3 separate regions of the Mus musculus genome follow, and all the other regions are linked to region 2. The links are chromatin contacts, found by Hi-C or POLR2A ChIA-PET in ENCODE. All regions are on one chromosome and are shown on one strand. The core of a region is the stretch at or near the end of the contact, and the rest is flanking DNA. Distances in the headings are between cores, read along the strand shown.

Evidence for each region. Hi-C counts contacts between places; a loop is a spot of excess contacts on that map. ChIA-PET counts read pairs that join two places held with the same protein, here RNA polymerase II (POLR2A).
Region 1: a map of heart shows a loop between it and region 2 (6-fold over the local background). The contact joins the enhancer-like site here to the promoter of 1700012D14Rik in region 2. A Hi-C loop is called at or near these places in 11 of 37 maps with a recorded cell type or tissue (gastrocnemius, heart and left cerebral cortex). POLR2A ChIA-PET finds 5 or more read pairs at or near these places in 4 of 5 experiments (Patski and embryonic stem cell).
Region 3: POLR2A ChIA-PET joins it to region 2 with 47 read pairs in Patski. The contact joins the enhancer-like site here to the promoter of 1700012D14Rik in region 2. POLR2A ChIA-PET finds 5 or more read pairs at or near these places in 3 of 5 experiments (Patski and embryonic stem cell).

The regions. Positions count from the first base shown.
Region 1 is chr7:111,154,741-111,157,706 of GRCm38, forward strand. No RefSeq gene overlaps it. Among named protein-coding and RNA genes, the nearest start is that of 1700012D14Rik, 34 kb to the left of the region's middle. Within about 2 kb of position 1,356, at least 1 of the 3 ENCODE cell types and tissues checked has a DNase peak (open chromatin) inside an H3K27ac peak, as active enhancers do; it is heart, where a contact is called at or near this core.
Region 2 is chr7:111,121,418-111,124,285 of GRCm38, forward strand. It overlaps 1700012D14Rik (RIKEN cDNA 1700012D14 gene), which reads right to left and starts at 1,258. Exons shown (of 3, transcript NR_015573.2): 1 at 966-1,258.
Region 3 is chr7:111,182,365-111,185,116 of GRCm38, forward strand. No RefSeq gene overlaps it. Among named protein-coding and RNA genes, the nearest start is that of Gm33098, 27 kb to the right of the region's middle. Within about 2 kb of position 1,332, at least 1 of the 3 ENCODE cell types and tissues checked has a DNase peak (open chromatin) inside an H3K27ac peak, as active enhancers do.

The DNA.
Region 1 (2,966 bases), core at 106-2,605, 33 kb after region 2:
AACAGGTTTGGAAAGCTTTAGTTTCTTTCCTTGGCTGACTAAACCTGCTGCTGAGAACTGGCCTAAGAAATACTCTTAAATAAGTCCCAGGTGCTAAGATGCGTACTAGAGACTCCTACATGATGGTAGAAAAACACCAATATCCACTAGTCAGGTCAGTTATGGCAATTTCACTAAAAGCAGTGGTTCTCAAATCTTTCACAGGGGTCACATATCATACATCCCACATATCAGATATTTACATTACAATACATCACAGCAGCAAAATTACAGTTATGAAGCAGCAATGAAAATAATCTTATGGTTGGGGTCATCACAACATGAGGAACTGTATTAAAGGGTCACAGCATTAGGAAGGTTGGGAAGCCCTGCTAAAAGGGCTACTCTGCAGTCACTGAGCTGGTGCTGGGGAGATGGCTCAGACAGGCATGAGGACCTAAGTTCAATGCCCAGAATCTACACAAAAAAGCCAGATACAGTAGTATGCATCCAGTAGTGGGAGGTAGGGACAGGGAGAGCTCTGGAGTTTGCTGGCCTGATTGGTGAGCCCTAAGAGAAGAGACTCTGTCTCTAAAGAATGACACTAAACCAAGATAAGAAGCTCCCAAGGATGTTACCTACCTGAGGTTGTCCATGAACGTCCACATACACCTGGACACACACATACTCGCACACACAAAGACAAGCATATAAAATATGAACACACACACACATATCTGCACACACACACACACACACACACACACACACACACACACCCCAAAGACTATTCTATGTAGTGACATGGCAACTGTTTATGATTTAGCATTAAGTCAAAGGAGGCATGCAGAGTCCTGCCTATGTTATGACATACTATGACAGGTGTGTGTTCATGTCAGAGGCACCTTTAGGCACCTTCTGGTCCCCTGGGTACTCCATGTATATTAATATTATACACTGGCTTATGGAGAGGATTCTCCAATCTATTATAACTTGGCTTATTTTTTGACCAGTTATAGATGCTTGGCTAGGAATCTTTGAGATGAGCAGAAATTGAGACGAATTTTGATAATGTCCAACTCCTGTTGATGGGTGAATAATCTAATAAATATTAGCAACCAAAAAAATTGAAATAAATATGGGATGACCCTTCCTTTCCTGTTGATAAAAAGCATTGCCAAATTTTGTTTTGTTTTGTTTTTGTTTTTTGAAAAATGGTCTCAGCAAGTCAAGAGATGAGCCTAAAATGTAGCTGCCTCAGGTGAGGGAGGGGCTCTAGAGATTAAAGCTACCTTGGAGGCAGGGCCAGGGAAAACCCTATTGTGAGAACCAAAAGGCCCGGTGAGACACTCAGGGACACTGGAAGCTATCTACAAGCTACCCAGAGGCTGGCTGACTTACAGAATCCTCACCGCAGCCCACAGGGAAACTGTTGTGTCCAAAACAGATCGAGCCAGAAACACGTGATAAGACAGTCGTTTAAAAAGAGAAGTTTAAGAGTCACCAAAGGGCCAGAAGCAGCTGTGACAAGGGATTAAGAGCCCAGGAGGTGAGAGCAGAAACAGGGAATCCAGGAATTGGCTAGAACAGGTGCTGCTTGGGGTCCTCCTGGGCAAGCTGAGGGAGGAGAGCAGTGGAAATAAGGGTTCGGGGTAGGGAGTGGGGGTAAAGGTTCCCCTGAATTTAAGGGTCCTCACAGACACCAACAGTATACAGAAGACCATTCAGAAATCTCTCACCCTAGCTTGGGCTCAGAATGAGAAATCAAGACAGAAATTCCCCTGGTGAATCAGGCTGAGCCCAAGGGGAGGGGAAGGCTGTTTAGAGATAAGGATAAACCCTATTGGGTGCTTAGGTAGAGAGACAAGTCTAGGCACTGGAGCCCAGGCTCTGTGAGTCCTGCGTGCTCAGGCCTGAATGAAAAACTAGGTTTGGGGGAAGAGACTGGCTGGTGAATCACAAGTCCCAGATGTGGGGCACACACTGCAGGCAGACCGTGGCTGCTGTCAGCAGATTTGACCACAGCCTGGGTTAGCTGACAGGCTCAGGACACCGGCCCTGGTTTTAGGCCAGAGAAAGGAAGAACTGCCCCTGGACCCTCCAATATGAAAGCCACAGAGCCCCACAGAACTCCATCTGGGTGAGCAAAAGTATTCAGAACCAGGCTTTACAAGTTGGTTTTATGATGCATCTGGGCTGAAGGTGAACCACCCCAGTCATTAGCTCACTTCCCCTGGGGCTGAATTCCGCAAGGAGCCAGGGGAACGGGTTTCTCCAGCACACACAGACCTGTCCATCAATGTTTGCTCAGAAAAATCCTTGGCACCTCAGAGGCTGTCCCTGGCTCACCTCTGAGACCATGTGCTTTCTCTTGCAGGCAGTTTTGCTGGCTGTTCCCGTAACGGACAGGACAAAGGGACTATATTAAGGCTTCCCTGGGTTAGACAAGATTGGAACACGTCAGATGGCCAACTGCTAGCACATTGTGGTGTCCAGTATCATATATCTTTTCTCCCTCCCTCCCTCCCTCCCTCCCTCCCTCCCTCCCTCCCTCCCTCTCTCTTCTCCTCCTCTATCCTCCCTCTCTGTCTTTCTGTCTCTTTCTCTGTGTCTGTCTCTTTCTGTTTCTGTCTCCATTTCTCTCTTCCTCTCTCCCTCCCTCCCCCTACCTCTCTTGGTGTGTGTTCTTTAAATTCCAGCTTAGCAGCCACATGATTTAGGTTACTTCTGTCCTCCTAAAATAGGACTCTGGCCACGTCTCCAATGGAGGCCCCGGCAACACACGGGTGGGCTGGCTGCCAGGGCTGGCGGAGGGAGATGTGGGCTGGAAATAAACTCATCGTGTTTGCTTACAGCTTCTTCCCCCCACCTCACCGGTGAGTCAGATGGCTTCTCACCCCACATTTTGCTCTTACCCTCTTTTCTCTTCAGGGGTGGGGGTGGGGTGGAGGATGCTGTCAGGTTTAAAATACACCCTCAAATTATAC
Region 2 (2,868 bases), core at 8-2,507:
CAGTCTGTCCCCGATCTAACAATTAATGCTTACTGAGTAACTCTCTTATTTTCTGTGGCCTGTTAGTATCTGTGCCCAATTCCTCATAAAGGTTAATTCATCTAATTGTCAAGAACCTGAGATTATCAACGACTGCATTTTAGAGAAAGATACAGGGAAGTTGGCACCTGCTAGGTTAACACATTTAGTCAGTGAAGAATGAACAGAGTTCCCAAACTGACTGTGCAGCCCACGTGCCTCGACAGTACTTGGGAGTTTTCTACTTCATCAAGCATAACGAGCATTTGGTACTAGAGGTTGGTGTGTGTGTACAAACAGATTGCCAGCGTGTTGTAACAGGCGAAGGCAGCAATCTTAAACTAGGCAGTAGTTAGAAAACCTATTCCTTAGCAGTGGACTCTCCTTCCAGCCTCGATTTAAATTTAGCAAAACAGAGAGCTTCTCGGAGCCACTGGTTCACCATAAAATGAAGTTTCCCCACCTCGTTGTCAAGTGGGCACAAAAAAAAGTAGCTTTGTTTTCTTAAAAGGGCCCCGTATTCCTTTCTCTTCTGAGGTACATCCCAGCAGCTCTTGGGGACAAAGCATCTGCCCTCCTAAGTTTCCAGTTCCTTTCAGGGAACACTAGGGTCTCCCCTTAGGGGCCTTTTGCTGCCAGGCGGCCCTAGGTGTGAACGGGAGCGCAGGCCAATCGCAAAGGTTAAGAAGCAGAAGGGGCCGGGCAGCTCCACTAGGACCTAGAAGTATTTCAACGCGGTCACTTCGCCCTGCGGCCAGTGACAGCCATCCCTCCGGGCCAGGCGTGCACTGCTCGCAGAGCACCACGCCCCCGGAGGCATGCTTCTTGCCCTAGCCTACCAGTGGGTGACACAGGATTCCTCTCGCCCCAGGAATGTCGACTGTGCCATCGACATGAAGTCGTGTCAACACACCCAACACCTTTCCACTCCATCTCCATCGCCCTACCGTCTCGGCTGCGGCTGGGCTGCAGAGCCGCGTCGCGGTCCCCAGCCGAGCACGAGACCGCCATTTTAGACAGCTCAAGGCAGCGGCCATTTCGGAGCGGCCCACTCGCCGGTGGCTCAGCTCACCTTCAGCGAGGGTCTAGGGCCAGTCGTCGGGGACTGGAGGGAGGAGGGAGAGATGAAAAACAAAACAGAGGAGAGGAGGACGCGGGACGGGGTGATGCTGTCAACTCAGGGATACCGCCTAAGCCACCTCAAAGGGCCCCGACTCTCGGACGGCGCGGCCTGAAGTCTGAATTCAGGGACTCTTAGAGCTCCACTGCGGCCAGACGCGATGGTCTGCAGGAGCGACTTCGCCGCTGTCCAATCAGCGACAGAGCTCATCCCTACCGCCAATCCGCGCTGAGCAGCGAGGCGGGACTAAGAGCCCAAGTTTGGTTGAGGCGCGGTGTGACCTGGGAGCCGCCTAGCCGGCTCTGGGCTCCGGGCTGGCGGGCGAAGCCATTGTTTTCTGAATTCCCCGGCACGCCGTGGGCCTGGCGCGGGTTTAGAGAGCAGATTCCGGGGCTCCTCCAGTTCCACGTGGCTGATGCTGACAGACAGATGGCGGCCCAGTCGGCATTTCCCTCAGCTCTGTCGCTCTGCAAGGACTGCTGAGACAGCTATGGATCCTGAGCTCGCCAGCCTAGGCTGATGGTGGCCCGGTCACTCAGTGCTTGGAAGCGGGAAGAAAAAACTCACCTTACTCGGCGTGCATAAACCTTTACCAGCCGGGGGGTTAGGCCAGGCCAAGGGCACGCCTGATGTTTGGCCTCCCAGGTGGCCCAGCAGGACGAAAGGGAAAATCCTTAGAACTCTTCTTTTTCTGAGGTTTACCTCAGCGTTACCAACTCATCTCTGTTGGGTGGGCTGGCAACATTTGGGTGTTTAAGCCATCTATCCCCGTTCTCCCTCTTTTCCAAAAGGGCATGGCCAGGCTTGAGGTCCTGTGTGTAGGGATTAAAAAGCATGTGCCACCATGCCCCGCGAAGCCTAACCCTTAATAGTAGTTATCAGGACTGATGGCAGTCATCAAGCTTCAGTATAATTTTGGAATAAGATTTTGTTTATTATATATTTTTATATATGTCCCCAATGTGAACTTCACATACCTGGTTTGTGTCTTTGTAAATTGGAAAAAAAACTCAAAAATAAGACAATGGGAAGAATAATTAAACATATTCGTGTTTAATTAAAGACTAGGATTTAACTTAGGCTCTATATGCTGACGAGTCTACTGTTCTTGAAACATACAGATTTTTTTCTGTTAATTGCTGTGTCAAATTATAATTTATTATATATTTATATACAGTTATGATTATAATATATGTTGGTTGAGAGAAAAATACAGGCAATGTAGGACTCAGCAAATAAAGATAATAATACTGTTTATAGAGTGCACTGTAGGAGCCAGGGGCTGTTTTATGTACTTTTTGTTTTGTTTTGATATTTGAGACAGGGTTTCTTTGTGTAGCCTTGGCTGCCCTAGAACTTGCTCTCTAGACTAGGCTGGCCTTGAACTCATAGAGATCTGCCTGCCCCTGCCTCCTGTGCTGGAATTAAAGGTATGCACCATCACCACCTGGCTGTTTCATGTTCTTTCAATGTTTTAATTCATATACTCATCACCAGTCTAAGATCAGATCCTAGTTATAGGTAAGGACTTAGAGCATAGAGAAGTACATTTTGCAAACATGACCAACTGATAGTCTATGTTGGGTTCCTTTTTAGTTGTGGGAACCACAAATTGTGTATTTGCTTGTGTGCATGCATGCTCTCATACAAAGTTAATTTATATTAAAGACTTGTAAGATTACAACAATATATCAGTAAAGAAGGTGGGGCCTCACTTTTAAAAAGGAACT
Region 3 (2,752 bases), core at 82-2,581, 61 kb after region 2:
GGTGTTAGATAGTTAAGTGTCAATGTTAGCTTTTCCTCTTGATGTATCCCTAATGTCATAGTATTTACACTACTACAGAAAGGTCTCAGGCTTAATGTCATACTAGTTGTGGCCACATGGTGTCCCTCCAACTCAGTCTAAATCTTTCAGACAGCTGACTCCCTGCAGTCTCCAAGGCAGAACTTTATAGAGCAGAGGCTGCCCTCAACCCTTGAACTGGCTCTGGCTCTGGTGGTCTCTAGCCAGAGAAAGGAAAAGGGACAGACAAGTTTTCTCAGACCAGAGTGGGGCGGTGGCTTGTTTGTTACTAAGAGTCTCAAGAGACAGTTTTGATGTTGAAGGTTCACTGTGAAAGGGACATTAGTGATGGCTCTCTGAAGGAGGGGGCCGGCAGGACTGCAGCTTCCTTGGGTAGTGGGACTGGATCTGTGGGTGAAGGTTGGCAAGGAGGCTGGAGTGGGAGCCAAGGAAAGAGTAAGGACTGTGATGGTATGGGAAGGAGACATGGTGGGTTTGTATGTAGACAAAGCCCACACACCATAAGAAGGTAGATTCATTGACTTAGGTAACTCCCTCTCTCCCATGTATCACTACATTTTCTTGCCAGTCTGGACCCAAGCTGTAGTGTCTCTGAAGATGCTGATGTTCCTGGCTTGGGGAATTTGGAATATAAAGGAATTCCTGTCTTCACACGATCTGCCATTGTTTCCTCGATGATGCTGATGATGATGGTGATGGTGATGGTGATGATGATGATGAAGGCAGGGTCTCCTGTACATACCCAGGCTGGCCTCTAATATCCTATGTAGCCAAAGATGATATTGATGTTCTGATTCTCCTGCTCCACTCCCTGAGTGCTGGGATTACCCGTGTGCCAGCACACCAGTTTATTCAGTGCAGGGGATTGAACCCAGGGCTTTCTGCGTGCAGGTCAGCAGTTTTCCAGCTGAGCTATGTTCCCAACTCCTCTTCTCTCTGTTTAAAGTCCCATGCCAGAACCCAAGTCTTCTCCTCTTGGTGCACCAGGACCCTGGCTCAGCCAAGCGTTGTTTTCAGAACCTTTGGAACATGTGTTTCAAGGCTGAGTTGTAATAGTGAGTGACCATGGGGAAACAGCAGGCTCCTAATGATTTGGTCCGTAGGGATCGACGTTGCCATGATTCCTGTGCTTGGTTTCCTTGGGTTCTCCTGGGTCCCAAGTTTGGTATCCCAGCTTTTCTTTGGTCTCCCAGTGACAGCAAATTTCAGGCTATTCTTAGCTAGAGTCACTACCGTTACTTGCAGTGAGATCCCTGACTCAGGCTCTCTCATTAGAGCAGCCTGGAGGAAACTGGCTCAAGTCAGGTCACACTTGACTGACAGCTGAGCTCTGGAACCAGAGTCTCTGCCTCCCAGAGAAGGGCTCTGCTGTTGTGTGTATAGTCTGTACTGGATATACAGCAAGCTCTCCTCCTCGCTTGGAATAGCCTTTTGAGGATCAGTGCATCAGATCCCCTGAAGCATGGGAGCACACATAATACATAAAGAAAGCTCTGTAGTATTCCCCATCCGCAGTCTAAAACGCTGAAACACTACACGCCCACGACTAACATTTCTCCTAAAAAAAGAAAGCTTTTAGCCCTCTCTACAATTGTAGGTAGTTTTAAAAACGGCATAAGAACTCATATTGTCTTTAGATATATATTGTCAGTTTCCTCTCATTTCAGAAGTTCTGAACTCGCTGGAATGGACTGTGATTTCCTACAGAAATAAGCTCTTGAATTCAAGTAGGTTTCCCCACTCTCCCTTGAAGCCTCCTCCAGTTTTCCTAGGCTGAGGGGGAAGAGGAGGATGGAGGGCTGTAGCCTGCAGCCCTGGGCAGGGAGCTGGCTTTCCTCCTTTATGAAGTGCCGAGCTTCTGGCTCCCTGTGGACATCAGAGTGCCAGAGACAATGGTTCCATCTTAGCAACAGCAGTTACTTTGAGTTTTACCTTTTGCGCCTAGTTTCTTAAGACTATCACAGCAATGAACATAAATGCTACATTATAAAACAACACACGTTTATTAACTTTGAAATGTTTTATGAGGCTGAAGTCAAAGGCTGTGTTCACTCAGGAGGCTCCAGAGAGAATATCATCTTTGTCCCCCCCCCCCTACTGCCCAGTTGTGAGTTTATTTTTAGTTATGTGATTGTGTATGTGAAGGTATGTGCACATAGGTTTTATTTTTTTAATTATGTGCTGTGCTGTGTATGTGTGAAGGTATGTGGTTATGCACACATGAATGCAAGTATCTGTGGCAGCCAGAAGAGGAAATTGGATCCCCTAAAGCTGGAGCAACAGCTAGCTGTGGGTCACTTGATGTGGGTGTTACAAACCAAACTCAGGTCCTCTGCAAGAGCAGTGCCTGCTCTTAACTTCTGAACCAACTCTCCAGCCCTTCCTTTTCATAAAAAAAGTTTTTGCGTAGTTATATGATCTGAAAAACGGTTTATTTATCAGAGATTAGACTATAACTCATTATTCTATGTTAGATCAAAGTGTGAGCATACAATCAGTTTCATAATGTTCTGTTGACAAGATGTGGCCAAATTTATCCAGGCCTTTGCCTAGTTTTGGAAATTTATTCTGATTTTCTAACCAATAGCTGTGGTAAATACTTTTGCATACACGGAGTTTTGCATTTGTTTTTATGGTCCCCCCCCCCCTTCCCCTCTCCCACTTGGGATGAATTTGCAGATGTGGAGTTAGTGGACCGAAGATTTTTATACAA